Linked DNA regions of Mus musculus: all the other regions are linked to region 1. A link is a loop called in an ENCODE intact Hi-C map of the cell type or tissue named here. Cell type or tissue: left cerebral cortex. All regions are shown on one strand.

The links. Hi-C counts contacts between places; a loop is a spot of excess contacts. Peaks named below come from ENCODE experiments on the same cell type or tissue, not always from the same donor. Only the 100,000 strongest peaks of a DNase experiment are listed, where the experiment ranks them.
Region 2: a loop joins it to region 1, with 3 times the contacts of the local background. A loop is called at or near these places in 11 of 42 quality-filtered maps.
Region 3: a loop joins it to region 1, with 5 times the contacts of the local background. A loop is called at or near these places in 9 of 42 quality-filtered maps.

The regions. Positions count from the first base shown.
Region 1 is chr13:14,059,703-14,067,702 of GRCm38, forward strand. Ggps1 (geranylgeranyl diphosphate synthase 1) reads right to left here and starts at 3,786. Exons shown (of 4, transcript NM_010282.3): 1 at 3,504-3,786. It overlaps Arid4b (AT rich interactive domain 4B (RBP1-like)), which reads left to right and starts at 4,082. Exons shown (of 24, transcript NM_194262.2): 1 at 4,082-4,330; 2 at 5,123-5,177. The coding sequence starts at 5,172. In left cerebral cortex, no CTCF peak of the experiment used is centred here; DNase peaks (open chromatin) are centred at 3,035, 3,478, 3,847, 4,836 and 1 more place; H3K4me3 peaks cover 3,457 bases; H3K27ac peaks cover 1,734 bases.
Region 2 is chr13:14,615,478-14,623,477 of GRCm38, forward strand. Psma2 (proteasome subunit alpha 2) reads left to right here. Exons shown (of 8, transcript NM_008944.2): 2 at 535-611; 3 at 1,260-1,392; 4 at 3,825-3,947; 5 at 5,248-5,329. Among named protein-coding and RNA genes, the nearest start is that of Psma2, 6.2 kb to the left of the region's middle. In left cerebral cortex, a CTCF peak has its summit at 3,490; a DNase peak (open chromatin) is centred at 3,486.
Region 3 is chr13:13,949,675-13,957,674 of GRCm38, forward strand. It overlaps B3galnt2 (UDP-GalNAc:betaGlcNAc beta 1,3-galactosaminyltransferase, polypeptide 2), which reads left to right and starts at 5,000. Exons shown (of 12, transcript NM_178640.3): 1 at 5,000-5,245. The coding sequence starts at 5,131. In left cerebral cortex, CTCF peaks have their summits at 1,362 (motif pointing left) and 4,640; DNase peaks (open chromatin) are centred at 4,414, 4,791 and 5,495; H3K4me3 peaks cover 2,044 bases; H3K27ac peaks cover 943 bases.

The DNA.
Region 1 (8,000 bases):
GCTAATGAATTCCTGGGAGATGCTTGTTCTGGCCTAGTCTAGTTCTGGGATTAGGAGTTGTGCAACTTGGCTTTTACAGGGGGATCTGAAGTTGGCTCCTTATGCTTCCTAGATTCTTCACTGACTGAGCCCATCTCCTCCAGTAGCTCTCTATTAAAATCAAGGAATCAAAGTGATGTATTTATTGTTCAGGTTGCTCCTTAGGATCAAACACAGACACATGCACACTTTTTTATTTTTTATTTTTATTTTCTTTGAGTAAGAATTTCCCTATGCAGTTTGGGCTGGCCTAGAATGAAAAATCCTTTCTTAGCCTTCAGGTGCTATGATTACATGTGTATCATCATGTCCAGTGAAAAGCATACTTTAAAAAGTATTCATTTATTTAATTTTGTATGTGTGGTTGTCTCGGTTATTGCTTTTATTGCTGTAAAGAGACACCATGACCAGTTGGATGTGGTGGCACATGCTTTTAATTCCAGCATGTAAAGGCATGTGAATCTCTACGAGTTCGTAGCTAGTGTGGTCTGCATGGTGAGTTCCAACACAGCTGGTACTATGTAGAGAGACCCTGTCTCAAACAAAGTAACAAACAATTCCACCAACAAAAAAACTACCACCACCAAAAAACAACCCATGATATTATGACTAAGGCAACTCATAAACAAAATATTTAATTGGAGGCTTGCTTACAATTTCAGAGGATGAGTCTATGACCATCATGCTGGGGAGTGTGTAAACAAGCAGGCAGGAAAGCATAGTGTTGGATCAGTAGCACAAGGTGTACATCTTATTCATAAACCAGAGGCAGAAAGCTAATTACAAATGGCATGAGCCATTGAGGGTTGGGGGTGGGGAAAACAGGACTGAAGCCCCGAAGGCCAGCAGAAAGAATGGAAACAGGCAAATACAGGAGGTAATAGGGGGAGTGGGGAGGACCCTCTAGAATGTACCAGAGACCTGGGTGGTGAGAGACTCTCAGGACTCAAAGGGAGGACCTTAGATGAAAAGCCCTACAGTGGGAAGAGGAAACTTGTAGAGTCCACCTTCAGTAGAAAGACAGGACATCAAGTGGAGGGATGGGGTTGCCACTCCACAGTCAAAAACTCTGACCCAGAATTGTTCTTGTCTAAAGAACTGCAGGGACATAAATAGAGAAGAGCATGAGGGAAAGGAGGTACAGTGACAGGTCCAAATGGGATCCAGCTCAAGGGGAGGCCTCTAGGGCTGACACTATTACTGATGCTATGGTGTACTTACAGAAGGAGCCTAGCATGGCCGCCCTCAGAGACACCCAACAAGCAGCTGAAAGAGACAGAAGCAGATATACCCAAACAATGGACAGAAGCTGGGGATCCCTGTGGTTGAATTAGGGAAAAGCTGGAAGAAGCTGAGGAGGGAGGGTAACCTTATAGGAAGACCAGCCGGCTCAACTAACCTGGACCCCAAACTCTCAGACACTGAGCCACAAACCAGGCAGCATACACCAGCTGATATGAGCACCCTGACACATATACAGCAAAGGACTGCCTGATCTGGAATCATTGAGAGAGGACGCAGGCACCTAACCGTGGAGAGACCTGAGGTCTCTCCCAGGGAGTGGGGAGGTCTGGTAAAGTTGGGGTGGGGGAATAGGGTCATCCACATGGAGATGGGGGTGGTGGTGGTAGAGCAGGTATGGGATGAGGTACATGGACATGTTGCTTGGTTCTTAGAGGTGAACAATAAAGAAGATGCAAAGAAGGAAGGAGGCAGATAATGTTGGTAACATCATTCTGGAAGAAGATTGTTAAAAAAAAAATTTTTTTTTTTTTTTTGGTTTTGGGTAAAGTCCAAAGGCTAGCAGCCATCTCTTCTCAACTAGAGTGGTAGCAAGAAGCCAGCTGCTATCTTGTTTGCATCCTGGAAAACACATTTGACCTAACTTATAATAATGAGGTCACTTTTCAAGAATTTGCCTCTTAGTCGACAGCAAGTGACAGTCTGCACAGAAATTAAGAGTCCTTTAAATTCTGAAGTTTTCTTAATCTTTCCTATTTCTCTACCAGTGATGAATTAAACACTCTTCCCTTTGCTCACTCACATTAACAATACTCATGTGAGTCATTAATGTTCTTTCCCCCAAAATATTTACACATAGTATTATCAGTGGAGGGGTAAACATGAGAACTCAATGTTTGTGAATACTGAGAAACAATGTTTGGTATTTTTTTTCTTAAGAGCCTAAGGCAGTTTGAGTTCTATACACTCTTGAAAAATTTTTTTTTTTTTTAAATCCACAACTGTCAATTTATCACAGTTAGACTTTTCGGCTTCTCGTGTACTAGACTTAAATTTAAGAGGTAATAATGGCTGAGGGGCACAAGCTCAGTTTTATATGGAGTCACTACAGAATGTCTCTGAATCTGACACCATTTTCCCACTTTCAAAATGAAAAGCTCGTAGCAATTTGTTCAAAGAGTAGATTAGTATTTATGCAAACAGATTGTTTCCACTGTAGAAATGCAATTGTAGCTGCCTCTCTAATTGTCCTCTATATACTTTTTTCTTGAGACAGGGTCTATGTGGCCTAAGCTAGCCTGGAACTCATACTGTAGATCAGGCTGGTCTTAGCACTTGTCACCACCACAATGCTAAGCATTTCCTCTTCTTTTGGGTGCGTTATCATTTTAGCAATTCAAGTTAGGAATCCAAGATATCCTATTGTTCACTGGGCCATTGGACCAGATAAAAACTGTTTTTAATTTTTTTTTTTTTCCTTTTTTGAAGACAGGGTCATCCTGTTTCAGTCTCCAGGGTACTGGATCAAAATTCCTACCTCACCTCTCTGGGCCTCAGTTCTTCCTACTGGGAAGTCTTTTTCCTGAAACAGGTTTCCTTTCCTTTAGGGACTTCCCTTAGTAACTCTGGCTGGCTTCTTGAGTCAAGCTTAGTTCTCACACTCTCAGGAAAACCTTTCTATACCTCTCGAAGCCAAAGGTCCTCCTATCAGGTTTCATTTTGACTAGACTTCCGTTCAGGAAGTTATACATCCCCTCTTTCCACATGAGGACTTCTAACATCTCAGAGGGTGAACTCTGAGCATCAAACATTCATACAATATTGAAAATTTCATGCAAAGTATCTCTCTCTCTTTTTAAAATAGGCCGGCTCTGGCTTGAGACTAGCGACACAGATATGGGTCACCGAGCTCAGCTGTTAGGCGCATAGCAAGAACCTTTGACTCCAAGCCCCGGGGGGCGATGGCTCTGAAGGAAAAGAAAGGGCTCCACACAGGCATAGCTGTAATAAGCTCGCAGGCGGGCTTCTTCCCTGCGCTGCACCGGTGGCCCTTCCACTCTTTCCGAGCTCCTCTGCCTCCCCTCATCCCAGCACCCGGCCGGCAGTCACTCCGAGCCGGGTCAGCATCCGGGTCCTCTCTCCCTCCTTACTGCTTCCTCCTCCGTACCGCCCCCTCCCCCGCTCCCCATCCGGGTCCCCCCTGCCACCGCGCTGTTGCTCACGGTTCCACGATGATCTCAGACTTGAAGCCGCCGCCGGTACGAGACTAGCAGTGCCCACATCGACTTCTCAATTTATTGTTCTGACTGCGGCTCTTCAAGAGGCTTCCTTGGAGCCCTCCCACTATTTCACACAGAAATCTCTGCCCTCCTCAGCGGCCAGCGACGCCGCAGCACTCAGTGCAAGAAAATACGCCATCCCTATCACACTGCGCAGGCGTCGTATGCCACCTCCCCTCTGCCTCATGGCCGCGCCTCCTTCCCCTCCCCTCTCTCGTCGAACGCAGGCAAGTGGGCATTGCGGTCTTGGTAGTTCTAATGTCCGTCAGTTTACCGATTGGCCTAGAAGACTGGACTACAATTCCCAGAAAGTATTGAGGGATAACTTTCTGTTTCCATAGAACTGGTGGGTAAATGGCGTCGTTGTTTGCATCGCTCAAACCAATAGAAACTTGGAAGAGGCGGGCTCCAAAGAATCCTACCCAATCCTAGGTCGTCTGAGAGGCATCCGGGAAAGAGGTAGGGGAGGGGCAAAGGGCCGAGGGGAGGGGAGAAGGGGCAGGGGGGCCAGAGAGGGGGGAAAGCGATGTTTGCCCGTCAGTCGAGTCCGGAGTGAGGAGCTCGGGCGCTGGAGCGGAGGGAGAGTCTCGAGCCGCAGTTTGCCGCCGCGACGGCCACCGCCTGGACTTCTGCCCGGAGGGAGCCGCTGAAGGTCGGCCGCCGTGTTCCTCTGGAGGGCTGTGAGACCGGGGCCCGGACCTCCGTCCGAGAGGGATTTTTTTGTCGCCCCCCTCCCCCCGCGAGGGAGCCGGAGCGGCCGCCAAACAAAGGTACCAGTCGCCGCCACGGGAGGAGGAGGAGTCGGAGCCGGAGTCCCGGCCGCCGGCGGACCCGCAGCTCCTTCGCTCTCTCTCCCCACAGGCCTGCTGGTGTTGGGGGTGGGGGGAGGCGGATCAGGGGGCTCTGGCCGCAGGGCTCAGACCTCGTCTGTGCCCGAGGTAGGGACATTCTTTTCTATGGGGGAAGCTCCGGGCCGGGCCGCGCATCGGGGCAGATGGCAACGGGGCTGAGTCGGCGCTCGCAGCGGGGCCTCGGCCTCCTGGGACCCCCGCCCCCCGCCGCGCCGAGCCGGAGCCGCCCTACCCGGGCCGCACCGTGGGCCCGGCGGCCTCGGGCCGCCGTGCTGGGAGCTGGATGTCCTCGGTGCCCGGTCCCGGCTCCCACTTGTGGGCCTTGGCTCGGGCGGGACGCGGGCGGACGCTGTGGGGCCGAGCCTCCGCAGCCCAAGGGCCCGCCGGTTCACCGAGGGCTCAGTCCGGGGGCTCCGGGCATCGCGGTTCCGTAGGCTTGGACGGTCGCAGCCGCGCTTCAGGCCGCGCCGGACCCTGGGCTTGTTGTGAGTTTTCTTCTGACAGAAATGGCGTCATCGTGGAGGACGGGGGAAAAGTCCGTGGAGTCGCGACAATGGGGCGGCGGGCGGTGGGGGCGGTAGGGGCGGTGGGATGGCGCGTGCCTGCTCGGGGCTCCTGGCCCCGCTCGGTGCCGCCCCCGCCCCTACGGCCTGGGGCGGGGGTGGTGGTGGTGCCGGTGGTGCTGACCCGGTGTCTTTGTTTCCCCTCCAGGTGCAGGTGAAGCTGGTGTCGCCGTGGGGATCGCGGCCCCAGAGTCACCATGAAGGTAAGGCGTCACTTAGCCAGTTTGAGTGGCTTTCGAATTCAGGAAGTGTCGGGGCTGTAGCAGGCCTGCGAGTTTTGCAGAGGCAGGTGTGTGTGTGTGTGTGTGTGTGTGTGTGTGTGGAGTGGCTCGGTGTGGAGCTTTCCCTGACAGGGTCAGCTGGAGCGAACATCCACAGGCTGTGTGTTTCGAAGTTATGGAGTCAGTTAGGAGATAACCTCACCCAAGCTGTTCAGGTTTCCCAAACAGAACAGCACCTTTTGCATGGAGCCGAAGGAACAACTGCACACATTAAAGCGTCTTAAATCGTAAAACGGAAAGCTGGTCTAGTAACCTGAATATTGAAACTGTAGTGGGTCTCTCTCTCTGTTCAATGATGAAAGGAAATGTCATTTGATTATGTGACCGGGACCGTAAATTTTAAGCAGAAAGCAAAATACTGAAGATGTTTAAAGCAGTTTGGTGCTCCTTCCCTAAAGAAACCCGAGTTGGCCTGCTGTGCCTTGTATTTCTAGGGACTTAGGTTTCTGTATGGTTTCTTTTTCTCACTGTTGGTGTACTGATCTTGGAGTTGACTCTTTTAAGATATGTTGTGTGTAATGGGCAGGTTGTACTGAAGTAAACATGTTGACCACAGAATAGCTTCTAAGAAATGTGTCTAAGAAGTAGTCTGTGTATTGATGGAATAAATCACAGCTGTTTTAGTTTTTTTTTTTTTTTCATATTGGTATGAAAAGCTTTAGGTATCTGAAAATATCTAGATTTAACTGTTGGAACTTTGATACTGGAAAATTTTTCTTTAAAATCTACTACAAATTCAGATATGCTTGGAAAGCGTGTGTATTGAAGTGTTAGAATGTAAATGACATCTACTTTTGACAGTTCTTTTGGGATTCTTTTTTTTTTTTAATTTAATTAATTTTTTTTTAAATTTTAATTAATCCAGTGAGGATTGCTTTTGTAGGACTGCATCCAGGTACAGTTTCAAAAGCTTCTGTTTGTAGACTACAAATGCTGTTGCCACTTTGTGTTTGTCTCTTGTACAAAGCAGTTTAGACCCTTTTAAAGGTTTTTTTTTTTTTTTTTTTTTTTTTTTTTTTTTTTTTTTTCCTCTTTTTGAGTTTGGGGCTCTGTAGAGGCTTGGCTTTTATTTTCTAAGTTCCTGTCTTTCATATGAATGAAAATGTAACCAGTGTTGTATGAGAGGTGGAACCTTTTTGTTTGTCACAGATGTACAACCTGTATGAAATAGTGAAAAGTGAGTGTCTTAGGGCAAAGTGAAGTTTTTAGGGAAAGCATATATCTGTCTTGTTGTTGGGTATGACTGGAGGAAAGCTTTAGGTTAACTGATAAATGTATACTGCACAATACATTTGGAAGCTGAATACATTTGGAATAAATGTTGTAATCTGTTAGTTCCTGTTGTGATGTCTGGCACATCTTAAATTCTCAGTAAATGTTTGTCTGAAAGGGAGGTACTGAGTTGAAGATGTCAATATGTTTTTGTTTTTCTTAATTTTCATTTTCTGTGTAAAAAAAACTTTTCTTTTTGAAGAGAAAAAAAGGAAGGAAGGAAGTAGGTAGGTAAGTCAGGTGTGAGGGTGCGTGACTGTTTCCACTTCCCATTGGTGGAAGGAGGATCAGTAGTTCAAGGACAGCCTGGGTTAGAGGCTAGCCTGGTCTACATATTGAGTTGGAGGGCAACAAGTCTACAGGAAACTGTTGTCCCCAACAAATAATCAAAATAACAATTAAAAATAAATATGTTGGAAACTTTAGCCTTAAAAGTTTCATGGTTTTAAACAAATTCTACTTTTGTGTGTATCTGTAACTGCTTTTAATATAAAGGTACTTTTTACTAGTAATGTTTAAAACAGTTGTTAAACTTTCAACTTTATAAAGAAACTTTCTAATTTTAGCTTAGGAAGTTTGGGGTAATCTATTCTTACTAATCTCTAGTACTAAAATATTGCCCCCAAGGGCTGGAGAGGTAGCTCAGTGGTTAAGAACCTACTGCTCTTTGTAGATAGGAGTTGGGTTCCCAGCACCTATAACTCCAGCTTTAAGAGATCTAACCTCCTCTCACCTCCACTTCTTGCAGCATTTATTTACATAGTCTCACACACACACATAAGTAAAAATAATAAACATAAATCTTAAAAAAAGAAGTTTCCACTAGGTGTAATGGCACACCCCTTTAATTGTCAGCACTCAGGAGGTAGAGGCTACAGACCTTAGTGGGTTTGAGGCCAGACTAAGCTGCATAGTGAGACTGTCAAAGAAAAAAAATAAAATGAAGGAAAGCTGTTTGGTGTTGAGTATATCAGGCTCAATTTTGTGTGTGAAAACAGTTTTATGTAGCTTGTGTACGTGTGTGTGTGTGTGTGTGTGTGTGTGTGTGTATGTGTGTAAATGACATTTGAGCTACAGAGTGATTTTATGCTGTCTGTTAAATCTTATCAAACAAATTTTACTTTGAAGCAAGTTTTAAGTTTGAATTATTTGTCTTAACTACTAATGTCACTAAGAATTTTATTGTGTCAGTATATTGAGATAATGATAAGCTTTTGTCTTAAAGTCATTAAATGTAGAAAAGTCTAAATGTAGAAAAGCAGTTTCCCTATTGTACAACCTTCAAAAACCAATTTACACAAAGCATAGTTATGACTAGTGTGTCTGTCTGGAGATCTTGTAGTCTGTGAGAACTGTGTCTTGTCACATAAAAGCAGTCTGCTTTGGGATTTGTGCTGCCGTCGCTGTGGACACTGCTGTTGGGTAGAGGTTGCTGGTGTCATGTTTTTTTCTTTTCTGACAAAATATTAACAT
Region 2 (8,000 bases), 560 kb after region 1:
GCTACATCCTCAGTCCTTGAGTCTTTTATATAACAAACATCTCAATGTTTTCACAAACAGATTTCTTTATTATAACAGTCCTTTAAAAAAAATGATAAGGTTTAGCTAGCAGCTTACATTTGGTGAAGAATGGTAAATGAAAGAAAGAAATTGGCGTGGACTGGTTTGCGTTCTACCAAACGTGTTCGTGGGGATTTTGTTGAAAGAGGCAGTGGGCTACTGGGACTCATGAGCACAGCAGCTGCCTGAGTTCTCGGTACACTTGCCTGCAGTGGGGAACAGAGGGAGTGGGAATGCTTTGCTAACCAGAGATGGGGAAAACAACAGCAACAGAACACAGGAAGAGAATTTGTGCCCATTCGAGACTTGGACTAACTCCGTAGTCTGGTAAGCTTAGCTTCCAAACACCTTCAGGGTAGATTTCAAAGGCCAGAAGGTTTGATTAGTGAGGCTTGGCCTCTGTTTTCCTTCTGTCAGGTGTCCTGTACTATTTTGAATGTGTGAACAGAGGGAATGTCTCTGTTTCTTTTCCAGCCCATCTGGTAAGCTTGTCCAGATTGAATATGCCTTGGCTGCGGTAGCTGGAGGGGCCCCGTCAGTGGGGATTAAAGGTAACTCAGTGTTTCCTTCTCTTCAGATGCTTGTTAATAGTTAGCTGAAGTAGGTGTATGTGCATAAGCCTTAACAGTCTTTGTTAGAGAACTTTGAAGTTAAAAGAAATAACATTCTGAAATAGATGTTAAGTCATAATTCTTAGTGATCTTTGTGTTAGATTAAGGAATTTTGAAGTTTTAAGAAAGTAGCATTCAGCACAGTAATTTAAAATTTACAGCAAATATAGCATTTTAATCTATTGTGATAATTCATAAGTTGACTTTCATTCAGGAAACTATTGTTTTCATTGGTTCTATTTTTCTATGGAGTTTTATCTTCTTTATCAAGGGCTAATTATAAAACATCTGAAGATAAAATTATTGTATGTTCTAGTATCCTTATAGAGAAATTTCTTATTATTTGTATTAGAAGGCTTAACTAGATTAAAGCCAATAAACCTGAAAATATTGAGAGAGACTGGGTAATGCCTGCAGCTATGGGGATTTTACTTTTTTATTTTTTATTTTATTTTTTGGTGTTGTGTAAGGATCCAGAAAAAGGTTTTACAGTCTAGAGAAGGCAACAAGTTTGAGTTTAATGCATCTGTAAGTAGAAGGCTAATGAAGGATACATTGTAGTATTAATCTTTTTTTCTTCTTTTTAAGCTGCAAATGGCGTAGTATTAGCAACCGAGAAAAAGCAGAAATCCATCCTGTATGATGAAAGGAGTGTTCACAAGGTGGAGCCCATTACCAAGCACATCGGTTTGGTGTACAGTGGCATGGGCCCCGATTACAGGTATGTGTACTGTTTGTGATGTTTTCTCATCACGTCGTCCTAATTCTTCTTTGGTTTCAGAGTCATGGCAGCCTGACGACAGCTAAGTTTTGTTTGCCTGCAAGGGTTACTTTATGGAGGTTGGTCTTGTGATGCATGGTTGTAAAACAGGTGACTAGTGACATGCCTTTCTTACCTGGCTTTCTCATCACTCTCTCATTCCCTCCATCCAAGGACTCGGTAGGAAGGGCTTTGGTGTTTTAAAGCACCTTAAAAATGATTGAATGCATTCATGCTATAATGTATTGTTACAGTGGTTTAGGCAACAAGAAAAAGCAGGGCCATGTAGAGTTAACATCATTCTGTTTATATCTGCTTTTCTCAAAGGGATAACTGTCTCTAAGGTCACTGAAGGCTTCTGGATGGCCAGGCAGGACTCAGGCATATAGAATTGCTTCCTCTGAATTCCACTGGAAAAGAGAGTAACACTTGTTACATTGAGGTCCCAGTAAGTTGAAAGAAATTAGCAGCTTTTTACCATGTACAATTAAAATGAAAATTAATTTTAGAGGACAAGGTAGAGCCCCGGAGTTATTGAAAGAAAGATGAAATTTCAAGACCTATAAGTCGTACAAAGTACTCAGAAATTGCTATTTGTTTGTGAGCCTAGAGGCTGCCTGGGGCTGAGAAAAAAGAAAAACAAACCTGGGCATGCCCCGTAGTTAAAACCTTCCTGGGAACAGCTTAACCTTAAAGATAAAGAGGAATGTGAAGACATAACAGGGCTATCTGAACTGAGTCAACAACTCACAGAACTCTGACACCCTGCACGTACATGTAATTTTTCTGCTGATGTTTGAATAAGCCAATAGTGTGTCTAGTGTGTTGCTATGCTGAATTCCACACCACCTAAGCCCCTTACCCCATAAAAACCCCTAGCTTCCGAGCCTCGTGGCCGACATCTGTTATCTCCTGTGTGGGATGCATGTCAGTCCGGAGCTCCGTAATTAAACGACCTCATGTAATTACATCAAGGTGGTCCTTTGTGATTTTTTTGGGTGCACGCCGAATCGGGAATGGAGTGGGGGTTTCCCCACTAGATTCTAACATTATCAAAACATGATTTGCTTTCCTGCCCTGGAAAGTTCTGTACCACTGTGTAGAATGGACACTGCAGAGGACTATTGATGAGAAAATAAACTTACGGGAAGGCTTGAGTGTCAGTGATAAAGTGCATGCTTCAGATAGAGTAGCGCATGAGCAGGTGGGCTAAATCCTTTTCCTATATTTGATTGCTATATAGTTAGATTAGTCAGGTGATTTGTGTGTGTGTGTCTTTGTCGTATTAGACTAGTTTACAGGTAGCCTGGGCAGTCCAACATTGGCTGTCTGCTGGCAGAAAGGCTGAGAATACAGAAGTCGTTCAGTACAGAAGGCTACATGTCTCAGCAGACCCAGTCTAATCCTGGAGTCCTGAGGGATTCCTGCAGGAGGCTGCTGTTGTCTTCAGCCTGTATTGGAGTCCTGATAAAGGTTTGTTAATATAGACGGCAGCAACAGCATAGACACTGTCCAGCTAGAGTAAGGCAAGGAGCCTAAAGGAGTTTCCTTCCTTCTATGACCTTTTTATCTGGGTTGCCATCAGAAAGTATAGCCCAGATTTAGTGTGGATCTTCCTGCTTCAAATAATCTGATTTTTAAAAGTTCCTTACAGATGCTTGTATCTCTGTTAATTCCAGTTATAGTTATGTTGACAACCAGGATTAACCATCACAATTGAAGGATTTCATGCCTTGTTTAAACAGTAGTTTCTTAATTTTTTTTTAAAAAGCTTTGAAATCTATTCTGAATTGTAGACAAAAAAAAGGTAGATTACAGGAAAGACAGAGAATGTGACAAAAATGCCCAGACTTATATGTGTATATTCATATGCATCTCTGTTTGGGATGGCTGTAGTGTGGTATAAATAGACTGCCTGCCCTCAAGACAGGGGGCAGTCTGGAAGATGTCACAGAGGGAGACACAAAGCTCTCACTTTGTTCAATAAATCGGTTACCTTAATACAGTGTTTCACCTGCATGCCTATCTGCATCATATGCATGCAGTGCCCCCAGTGGCCAGAAGAGGTATTGCATTCACTGAAAATAGAGTCAAGATAGTTGTGAACCACCGTGTGGGTGCTAGGTGTTGAATCTGGGTCCTCTGTGCACTTAATGGTTAACCTGTCTCTCCAGGTCCCTTAAATCTCTTACTAACTCTAGTCCCTGCTTCTCTTTCTGTCGTTTCCTACTGTGATTCTCTAATGAATCTTTTCTAAAGTGAGGCTAACTCTGAGCTGATGACTGCTAAAGAGAGACAAGTGCTATGTTTGTATCATATGTTCTTTTAGAGGAAAGTTGTGGGGGAGTTAGTAGTGTGTCAAAATTTTAATTGTTTTTTTTCTGTTGCCTTAGAGTACTTGTACACAGAGCTCGGAAACTTGCTCAGCAATACTACCTTGTTTACCAAGAACCCATTCCCACAGCCCAGCTGGTACAGAGAGTAGCCTCTGTGATGCAGGAGTACACGCAGTCAGGGTGAGTCACTGTTAGTACTTGAAGAAATGCATTATGAATTTGAGGAAGAAAAAATTGTGTGAAAGAAATCAGGTACATAGAAGTCGTCTTATTCTTTCTGTATTTAAAGCTGAACAAATGAAGAAAATCACTGATAACAATTGTTTCTGGATTTGACTTGAAATAATTTCTTAAGGTAAAATGTGGCAATATGGTGATATACCTGTAAACCTAGTATTCGGAACACTGAGGAAGGTAGATGGCAAATTCAGGGCAAATTTAGGTTGCATAGTTAGATACTGTCTCAAAATGGAGGAAAAAGGGGAAACTGTTCTTACCCAACAACAGACATCAGCATCTTGATTTTAACAAAGTCCTTTGCCTGTGTTCTTTGTCAGCTTTAGTGCTGACACTAAATTAAATTAGCTTTTTAATCTGAAGTGATGGTGAAGCATGAAGACAGCAATAACATTTTAATTCCAATATTCTTTTGTTGTTTAAGATTTATTTATGTATGTATTTTATGTATATGGGTATTTTGTCTTCATGTGTGTCTATATACCAGAAGAGGGCATTAATTCCATGATGATCATATGAGGACTGCAGTTAGAGATGGTTGTGAGCTATCATGTGGGTGCTGGGAATTGAACTCAGTACCTCAGGAGAGCAGCCGGGACTTTTAACCTCTAAGCATTTCTCCAGCCACCCAATATTCTTAAATCATACCGTGACTGAAATAGTGTAAAGGTGACTGCTGATACATAAGCCTAGTAGGAAGGAGGCATTTATGAAATGTTAGTACCGGCTTCCCCATGCTTAGATAGGAATACCATATATAATCCCAAAGTGTGTGCTTAGCCACTTTGTGTTGAGCTAACAAAATACCTGAGCCAGGTTTATTTAGTTCAGAAGACTGCAGGTCCAAGGACATGGTTCATAGTTATTACATGGCCAGAGGCCCACAGTAAGAGGCCCACTCCATAGAAACTAATTCACTTCTACAAGATCAAACCTACTCTGAGAAAAAACATTAACCCTTATCTAGGATGGAATCGGTGACCTAGTGTCTTCCACCATGCATCATTTCTTGAAGGTGTAATTTTGTAATTATGTAGCACTGAGAAATAATTTCTGGTGAACTTTTAGGAACTAAACCACTTGATTTGGATTTACTACTGTTATTAACAGTAATAAGGACAATTCATTTCATATTGGTTCATTTAGAAGTTAAGTCTAACTCAGTTTATTTGGTAATTACTTTTCTTGTGAATATATTTAAATTCTTATATTATTCCAAATCATTTTTGTTTTTTTCCTATAGTGGTGTTCGTCCATTTGGTGTTTCTTTACTCATTTGTGGGTGGAATGAGGGACGACCATATTTATTTCAGTCAGATCCATCTGTAAGTATCATTACATATATTTGAAATATTTATTAGAATTGTTTTTTATACATGTAATAAAAGTAGAAACCATAAAACTTTAATATTTAGCAGTATTTTCCTTCTTTTTCTCTTGTTTTTAAAGGTTTGGTTTTACCTTGAATTAATGTGTATTCTTGTGTGTCTGCGGGTGTATGCATGCGACTGACTGCAGGTACTTGAGGAGTCAGATCCCACTAAGGCTGGAGTTAAGGTCCGGGGCCGGCACTCAAGTCCGCTCTGAGAGCAGGATGGGCTCCTCTCTCTCCCTCAGCCATTTCTCAAGCTGCTTTTTTTTTCTTTCTTTTTCTTTTTCTTTCTTTTTTCTTTTTAAAGACAGTATAAGGTAGTACATATTTGTTTGCTCATTCATCATTTTTATAGTGCTGTCTTTGATAAGCTATATGATACACTAGATTTCACCATTTTTTGGTCATGTTCTTTAGCATGTACTAGAATGCACATGTACTAGTTTTTGTAGTTATCAAATTTCATTAGGCCTCTTGAACTCTGTTACTTTGTGACTCTGTTCCCTTGGCAAACACTTGAGTCGGATGTATAACAGGAGGCCAGTGTTATAATGTTTGTCATCAATTTGATGACAGCTGGGATTTACAAGGCGTCTTGATCGCTCTGTCTTTTCTTTTTTAAAAAAATACTATTTATGTCTTTATTTTATTTATATGAGTACACTGTAGCTGTCTCAGACACACCAAAAGAGTGCATGGGATCCCATTACAGATGGTTGTGAGCCACCATGTGGATGCTGGGAATTGAACTCAGGACCTCTGGAAGAGCAGTCAAGTGCTCTTAACCACAGAGCCATCTCTCCAGCCCTGAGCTGTTTTTTCCAAAGCAGAAAGTGATATCTGGATCTGGGTTTATTCTACCCAGGTTTATTGTTGCATTTGCTGTGAGGAGAAGCCCAAGAAAAAGTTCAAGGTTAAGCAGTGAAGTTTTGTTTATTAGATAAGTACAAGTCCTCCTGATGCAAGCCTTATAAATATCTTACAAATTAAAATGGCAAAACAAAAGTAACCGAATTTTGAGTCCATCTGTGAGCTTCTGAAGCTAAATGTCTGGTCTGTGGTCTGGCCTTCCTGGCCAGCTGAGGGCAGTCCCTTGGGACTGTGTTCACACTTTGCTGTCCTTTTCTGTACTGTATACTATACTCTAACAAGATATACCCCCGATAAGCTTTCCTCTCATTTTTACATTCATGTTTGCTTTTCCCAGATGTGGCTGTTACACATAGGGCTTCTCAAACATTCTACTTGCCCCCCTTTTCACCTGGGAAAGTAATTGTAACCATGGTAAATATAAAATACGCAAGTAAATACACAAGTAAAATATAAAAAATAAAATAAATACACAATGCACTGGCAGTGAGTCACAGACCTCGCTGAGAACAGTTCTTTGATATATATATATATATGTATATATGTGTATATATATGTATGTGTGTGTGTATGTATATATATATATATGTATATATATATATATATACACATATATATTTAGCTTTTTATTTAAAGCAGAAGCAAGTTTGCATAGTAATGAGATGGATGAGCTTGTTTATTTTTACAGAAAGAATTAAGTCTTTAGAGAATATTCGAATCTGCAGGGACTTGGAGCTTCAACATTTTTTCCGAGTTGATACTTTGATTTTATATTTGTCAGTGCTAAGGATACCACTTTACATAAATACTTGCTGCAGAAATGTTAGGAAAATGCCTAGGGTCATTTAAAAAATGATTGCAAATTCTAACCCCAATCCAAAATCCATTTAATAAATCTTTTTATGAAACTCAAGTCAACAACCCAATAATAACTTTAAAGTTAAAAACAGAAAATTCTAACAGTGGCATCTGTGCTGAGGAATGATGATAGGACAACCAATCCCTGACCTATAGTAGTCTCCAGTCAATGTTGGCTGGTGCTGTGTAGCATGTTGGCGTAAACAGTAGAGTGCATGTGCACATTCTGAGGCAAGGCTCTGGGGACATAGTGTGGGAGAGGGCTGCCTTAAAACACCTTGGATTCCTATTTTTGGTTTTTTTTTTTGTTTTTGTTTTTGTTTTTTGAGACAGGGTTTCTCTGTGTAGCCCTGGCTGTCCTGGAACTCACTCTGTAGACCAGGCTGGCCTCAAACTCAGAAATCCGCCTGCCTCTGCTTCCCGAGTGCTGGGATTAAAGGCGTGCGCCACCACTGCCTGGCAACACCTTGATTTTGAGCTAAATTTTAGTTGTTAAATATTTAGGAACCTTTCACTGTTGCCAAACTTTTCATGGCCCCATTAAAATATTCAAAGGTTTTGATACTTTTAATAAAAGTCCATCTCTATTCAGTAAAGATGATAAGGGTCCCTAGGTTTATAATGTGATACAGTTTAGATGCATTCACTCCATTAAGCTATCGTTTTTGATATTTTACTTTAATTCCTACTTCCGTTTATCTTGCTTTAAAAGTATATAATAATTGCACTAATTCATTGTTATCTGTTTGATGAGTTTTGATATGTGTATATGTATGTGTGTGTATATATGTGTAAATACCAAACTAAACCATTACCACAGTCATTAACCTAAGTTTATTCATGATTCTTGTTTTTTGTTCTATAGCCTTTAAACAAAACTTATTCTATGAAATTGC
Region 3 (8,000 bases), 110 kb before region 1:
CCAATCACAGGTCTCCTGCTGTACTAATATTTAAATTAATTGGACAGGGAAAATCCTGCCATACCAACTCAAGCAACATAGCAAGATCTTGTCAAAAAAGGAGGAGGAGGAGAAGGAAGGAAAGAAGGAAGGAAGGAAGGAAGGAAGGAAGGGAGGAAGGAAGGAAGAAGGGAGGGAGGTTGGGTGAGAGGGAGGGAAAAGAAAAGAACTAAAAAAATGATACTGACAGCCAAGGTCAGTGTGGTCTAGAGCAAAATAGATGGAGGCACATTAGCAAAGGCTGAGGCTTGATGGTGCAGTGCTGTGGATCACAGCCTATGTTACAGGAAGAATGTGAGTCTTCATGAGAGAACTCTGCAGAGCTTTAGCTAAGTGCCATCAGATCCATTGCCTAGGGCCAGGTTTCCTGGCATATACTCTGATACAGGAGGTTCACAGGAGACTATTATGGGGAGCATCCAGAATTAGAGCATGGAAGAAGTTGAACTAAGATTCTATTGTCACTGAGACCAGGAGATGGCTCTTTAGAGTTTCCCCAAATCTTTTAACCCCTGTTCAACTGGTCACTGGGTGCAGGTTGTCTCAGGAGAAGAGACTGTATCCCATGCAAGGCAGCCACTTCCAGTCACAGGCAATTCCAAGCACAGACTCAGCACCACACAGGTAACAACATTCCACCCTGGATGGCAGGGTGCACTTCAAAGATATGTAGCAGCAAGTCTCCAGGGCACTTGTCTGGGTGCTGCTGCACCTTCAATCTGCCTGTCACCATTGCCACCATTGTCACTATTGTCAGAGAATGCCTGAACCTCTACTTCCACATTTCCTACTACTAGGAGACCCTCATCACTCTCAGTTCTTGGCTCAGCAGCCTGAACGATCCTGTGGGAACAGGTTGGATCTTGTTGCTCGTCCTAGCAAAGCCCATTTAGTAGTGTTCCCATTCATTTCAGAACAAAAGCCAAGTCCTTACTGCAGTTTACATCCTGTCTTGCTGGAGTCTGGATCTCCACGCTCACCTTCCAGTATGTTATTCACCACTTCTTGCGGAACGTCTTTGCTGGAAGCTCCCTTCTGTGGGGAACTGAAGACCTTCGTCTTTCTTTCACTTCCAGGAGAGAACCCTGACTCGGCGGCACAGTGAAACTAGAGCAGAATGAGGAAGCCTTGGACTGAGATGTGAAGAGCTGCATCTGCTGGGTAAAAGGTAACTACCTTCTTCTAGTCCGTGTACAGCCATTTACTCAGGGGAATTCAACTGTCCGCTAGAAATCCACAAGTAATCATTTAAATCAGTGTTTCTCCACCTACGGGTCTCAAGCAACTAGGACAAGAGGGAGGGCCAGCGTCCCCTAGTGGACTGTTTTGCCTGTAATGTATGGATATGTACCACAAGCCTACATGGTGCCCTCAGGGATCAGAAGGAGGAAGACATCAGATATCCTAAAATGGTTGTTGAAGGAAGTCACTGTGAGCTGCCATGTGGGTGCTGGTGAAAGATCCTGACAGAATGTAAAAGGTCACAGAAGCCCTGAAACTGGCAAAATAGATTTCATTGTTAGTAGAACTAGCGTCACTGATTTAGAAAAATAGAGGTGCACAATGCTCTGGCCGCTCCTAGAACCTGTGTGTCTGCCAATGTTCTGACCAGGTGTGTGCCCATTGCTGCACCTCACTGCCAGGTGTTTGTGATATTGGTTGCTATATTGGTTGCTGGGAAAGAGTCGAAAAATCTCCCCAGCAACCACAGTCCGGGCCAATCAGGAGTTGCTGCACCTTCATTAGACTCCTTCCTTGTTTCCCTCCCATACCCATTTCTTGAGGAATCAATCATTTTAGAATAGACATTGTTTAGATCTGGAAATCTCACCTTCTCCTTTCCCCCTTAAGGACCTATAAAAACTGGGACCCCTTTTCCCTCAGGGTGGACAACTCTACCCCTGAGTGGGATACGAGTCGTCCCCAGAGTTCTGGCTTTCCCCGAATAAAGCCTCGTGTGGTTTGCATCAAGCTTGGTCTCTCGTGAGTTCTTGGGGGTCTGCTATTATCCTGAGTCCTGAGCGAGGGGCTCCTCAGGGAGTCTTTCACTGGAAACCAAGCCTGGGTCTCCTGCAAGAGCAACAAGTGCTTTTAACTATAGAGCCATTTCCCTAGGCCCATCGTAGTTTTTAAACAGAGAAAGTTCTACCAAGAAAGGTAGAAACCTGAGTCACAGAGGACCTGAGTCTGAAGGGACTGAGGTAGCAAAACAAACTCCATTTTGGTTTTTTAGACTCCATCTTAGGTTTTTGTCCTCAGAGTGACTTGTCCCCCACCCTTGAGTTCTGGAAAAAAACAAAACAAAACATGAGATCTTGACAGTTGCAAAATAGGCATAACAGCTGTAGTCAAGCGATAATACCAGGGTGGGCTAAGTAAACATGAATCATTCCCAAGTCATGAAGCTTCTTTTAGGTGTGTGCTCCCTCCTTGCGGTTTGATCAGATGCTGTAAACCAATCAGCTTAAAGGCCAACATTCCTTTATCCTCTTACTTAATCATTTAACTCCAAGGCTTGCCAATCCCTACTTGCGTTTTTTTCCTCTATAAACCCCATGCCCTAGACTTTGGGGTCGCTCTCCTATCCTATTGCACCAGGATAGTTTGTGGCCCAGGTTCAAGCCTGAATAAAAACTCTTGTGTGCATAGCCGGGCATGGTGGTGCACACCTTTAATCCCAGCACTTGGGAGTTCGAGGCCAGCCTGTTCTACAAAGTGAGTTCCAGGATAGCCAGGGCTACACAGAGAAACCCTGTCTCAAAAAAACCAAATAAATAAATAAATAAATAAATAAACCTTAAAAGAAAGTTATAGAAATTATTCTTCCTTAGAGGGAAAGGAATATACAGAAGTTGGTGATATCTGCCAAGCAGCTATATATTTCATCCTTTAATTCTGTTACTCTTCAAAAGGAAAAAAGTGTTCTTTCCTGTCTTCAGGACTCTTGTTACTAGGGGTCCTAAAGTTACCCCAGAGTATTGAGACACTAGTGCTCAAATTTTCAGGGCATACTGTGCTAGCCAGCATCTAGGATGGTTCCCAGTGATCTTCGACTCCTGGTAGTCACCTGGTGAATACCTGAACACTGTGCACACAGGTATCCACTCTATAGGGCTTTTCTGTGTGACCAATTGACTAACCCAGAAGTGACAATGTGTCTCCATCATTAAAACGTCTGCCATCTGAGTAAGCAATGTTCAAAGCAGACTCTTCAACCACCATGAAGCCTTCAGATGACTGCAGCCCTGGCTGATGATATTCCTGCAACTTTGAAAACGAACTAGAACTTAGCTCCCAAATTCCTGATCTGTACTAAAGTCTGAGATATGAAATGATTATTATTGTTTCAATTATTCTGGATTTGTAATGAATAACAAATACACGAGTCCCCTCCCCTTTTTGTACAGGTTGGGCATCAACCCAAGACTGCCCATTGGTAGGTAAGGCCCTACCATTCAGCTTCATCACCGCTCAAACAAGTTTCTTCTCATGGGAACAAATTTGACCACGTGAGTTATTTTATTAAGTACATAATAAAACAGTACAGTAGAACACAGCTTTTACCTGATTAAACTAAATTAAAAAATTGAAATTAAAAACATTGCAAAAATAGCCAAAGAAAAAGCTATCTTAAGGGGCTGAAGAGATGGCCCAATGGTTAAGAGATCTGGCTGCTCTTCCTGAGCACCCAATTTCAGTTCCCAGTACCTACAGGGTGGCTCACAAACACGGGGAAACTCCAGCTCCAGGGGATGGGATAGACGCCCCCCCCCCCAGCCTGCACATGCGTACACACACAAATGAAAAAAAAAATCAAATAAAATCTTTTTAAAAAAGTCAATCTTAACAGTGTCAGGTTGAGGATATAGCTCAGTTGGTAGAGGGCTTGCCTAGTAAGGATTAAGCCCTGGGTTCCATCCCAAAGCACCACTTGTGGAGATGAAGACAGAAAGATCAAGAGTTCAAGGCCATCCTCTGCAGAATAGTTTCCTGTTAACTACGTGAGACACTGGGGGCGTCTGTGTGTGTGTGTGTTACTACAATTGCTTTTTTAATACAAAACCGCTACTCAGTGGCAATATGGTGCTGAGCCTGAGAGGTGGCTCCAGTGAAGTCCGCTCGTTTCCTAACGCTGGTTGGAGATGGATCTTTTGCAAACCCAGCCCTCACACATTTGGTCACCTCAACTTGGTGGGAACTTTTCAAAGTCATCTGGCAGCTGAAGCTCTCATTTCTGTGCTTCCCGACAGTTACCCTAGTGAGGAGCGCGTGCGCACCCAGGCAGCCTCCAGATCCGGGCTTCTCCTCTGTCCTCGCTTTCCATAGCAAGCCCCGGTGTTTCTCGTCCTCCTCACCCGCCGTTGCTTACTAGAGGGAAGCAGGAAACTCCCTGCTACTCGGCGCTCAGGCTCCCCGCTGCGCTTCTTATGGGATAGGTCAGGGGAGCACACTATTATTTCGTTGAGCGCTGAGGTGCCATACAAACCTGCCCCGACTGGGCAACTGCTCCTCGAGGTCATGCGCCCTGCAGCAATGTCCACAGCGGAGGGGGTCGTACAGCAACTTGAGCAGTTAACGTGCAGGTTCCCCGTGTGCGGTACCCGCCTTTACTACAGGGGAACCCTAGCAAGAAGGTGGATGCGCATGCTCAGTGTGCCGCTAAGGCACCGCGGCCGGATGAGAGACGCGCATGCTTCGTGTGTGCACTTCGCCTCCAGCGTTGCGTAGCAGCACGCATAGCTCTCTGGGAAACGTAGTTTCTCGGGCTTACAATCTCAGGCACGCCTCCCTCCTGGGCTCAGCGAGGGACTACCGCTCCCGCCCTTCCGGCAGACAGGAGCGTGCAGGGACGCGGACTGAAGGGCTGGGCGAGAGCGAGGAGGGCTGAACGGGTGGGAAGGCCACGCACGCGGGGGCGTGGCCTTGGCCGGGAAGCGGCCGCCGCTCGTGGTGCGGATCTAAGGAGAGAGCGGCGGAGACAACGCCAGGCGTGGGCGCGAACACTCCTGGTGGCACTCGGTGTTCTTAGGTCCCCTCGCTATTGGCCGGGACGCGGGAGAGCGCGGCGGGGGCGCGAGGTGGGAGCGGCCAATGCGAAACTGGCTGGTGCTGCTGTGCCCTTGCGTGCTCGGGGCCGCGCTGCACCTCTGGCACCTCTGGCTCCGTTCCCCGCCGGACCCCCACAACACCGGGCCCAGCGCGGCAGGTGAGGTGAGGGGCTGAGTCGCTGCGCTCGTGGGAGGCCGCGGGGGATGGCTGAAGGGGCACAGGGAGGGCTCGGACGTCCCAGAACGGACGGAACAAGCGAGTCTTTCTTTAGTGTCGGGCGAACCCAACTGTTCGTTTCTTATCAGCGTGTGCTCAGCGGCCCGCGTCGTGGTCGAGGGAGGGCCCTGGTCACAACTTGGGGCGCTTCTCTCCGAGGTGGGGTGGGGGAGCGAGCTTGCCGGTGCTGACGGTGTTGGCTTTGCGTGTCAGGACTCACTTTGCAGCGAGGAGGGACGGACTGTACTTTGTGGTCTCTGATCATGAGGTGAGTCAGGAAAAGACCTAGACGTGAACTAGGGTTCAGCTGTGAGTGGAGTCGCCCCTGTATTCTGCTTGGATAGCTTGCTAATTAAGGAGCCTAAGAATACCGGATTCTTCTTTAACTTCGCGTACATTTGTTCCCAAACTTCATCCATCGTGGGAATGAAATCTTTGTTCTCATTCGCCTTACAATCTGAAGGTGCGTTTGCCCACAGTGCGTATCCAGTGTTGTCCTGCCACCCTCAACACTACTTTCTTGTCTCCTGTGTGTCATTTTCAAGTTTTTCCCGGAATGCTTATATATGTCGAGAACTCTATAGCCATTTTAAAGATAGGGTAATGCTTTAATTTTTAACTACGTTAGGATTTATCTTACCATTTCATATCCAAACAGCTGTTTTCTTTTCAGAAAGTTTTAAAACAGTTCTTCACAGCCATCACAGAACCAAGTCTTATACCTTATTTAGCAATCCTCAAAACTCCGACTGTTACCAGATTACACTGGGGTTATTTTAGTAGTGATCTCTTTTCCTATTAGACAACCACCATTTTTTTGGAAAGGCTATTTGTGTGACTGAAAAGAATGACTTCCAAGTGGTATAATGAAAGTACATTATATGCGTATTTAGCTTGTGAGACTTTTACAAACTAGTTAAAAAAGGGCCGTACATACAAAATGCTTGGCCACCTAACATCTGTTGGGGTTGTGCTCTCTCTCACTCAAAGATGAGTGAGTTGCTGGAATCTACACGCAGAGCCCACTGTAGAATATATGTGACCTTAACATTAACAGTCTTTTAGCGTTCAACACAATAAACCTTGCCTTTGAGCTTGTGTTTAAGTAAGACTGCAAACAACTTTTGGATTTGGAACAGATTTTTTTCCTGATGTCTTAGTGCTTATCCATTTAGGATAGACTGGATTAAGCAAGCAAACTGTAGGAAGACTTAGGGTTATATGGGGTCATACTAGTTGTAAAAATTACTTTTGTGTTGATATCAAAGCTTTGTCAGATAATCAGTAGGATGTTTTAATTAGACAGATTCCTATCCCACTCTCCTCCCCTGGTACTTCAAAAACAAAAGCAGAAGTATTTTGATTGCAAAAAGTTCCCACAGGTCTTTTTCCTATTTTGCTGTTGAAATATTTAAAACATTTGGGCATTTTTACTTTCTGACCACATACATTAAGCCTAAAATCTGAGATTTTACTAAATATCTTTCTCTTGAAATAACACTTTAAGATTTATTTTGGCTTCTTTTCTGCTACTCTGTCTGGATTCCCATTTAAGCCACAATAGTACTTGTTTACATTTGTGTGTCTGTGTTTATGTGCATGCGTGTGCACTTGAGTGCACAATTGGTACAGCATGGAGCTTTTGCAAACGTTGCAGGACAACTTGTGAGTCAGTTCTCTCCTTCCACCACATGGGTTCTGATTTTGTGATGTTCAGAGTTTGATTATCAGACTTAGCAAGCCCTTTGACCTGATAAATCATTTCATTAGTACAATAACTTTTTGAAAAGGAAATTTATCTTGCCTGAATATTAGAAAAGCCCTCTGGCTAATGGTTGGTTCAGCGAACAGTAGAGGGCTGCTGGGCCATCTTCTCAAGCAGGTCAGAATTAGCAAATAATTAATGTAAGGTGCCGGCCTGCCAGGGCTTAACCATTTGAAAGGGAAGACGCATAAGACTATGAATATATCATGGAGATGGTGAGTATGATGAGGAAAAACGAGGTAGAGCTCTAAGAGTTGATCAAGGAAGGCCCATGTGGAAAGGTGACAGCTGAACAAAAGGACCTGAGGGAAGTAAGTCATGTCAGTACTAAGATTAGCAACTTTTCTAAAGTAGTGACTTTAAACAGCTGAAACCAGCCATGGAGCACAGCTAGTTAGGAGGAAGGTCTCTTGTGAAATACAGCACACCATAGGTACAGACAGGAAAGGAAATCATAGCCAGGGGATATAAACTGTGACGATTTTTGCCGACTGGTTTTGGACAGTGCCTTAGCAGAAATTATGCAGTGATCAATATAGAAATCAATATAGATCAATATAGATCTTATGTAATTGGGAAAAGGCTACTCTTTGTAAGGTATCTAGAAAAAAGGAAGCCAGAATTGTAAAGAAAAGTGGCTTATCACCAAGTACATATTTGTATAGCTAGGTGTAGGGCTGGATATCTGGGTCCAGCTGCTTGTTGACAGACTGGGCAAGCAGTTCAAAGACAAATTGAGCTTAATGTCCAGCTTTTGCCTAGGGTTGGCTCTTCCAAAAGTATCCCGCTATGCTATATCTCAGTACTTCAGTTCCCATGAATATAAGCTATAAGAATTTAGTCAGCAAAACACTCAGGTCAGTGCCTGAGTCACTCCTGGAGTTTTGGTGAGTGTTTGGGTTTTACTGCTGTGAACAGACATCACAACCAA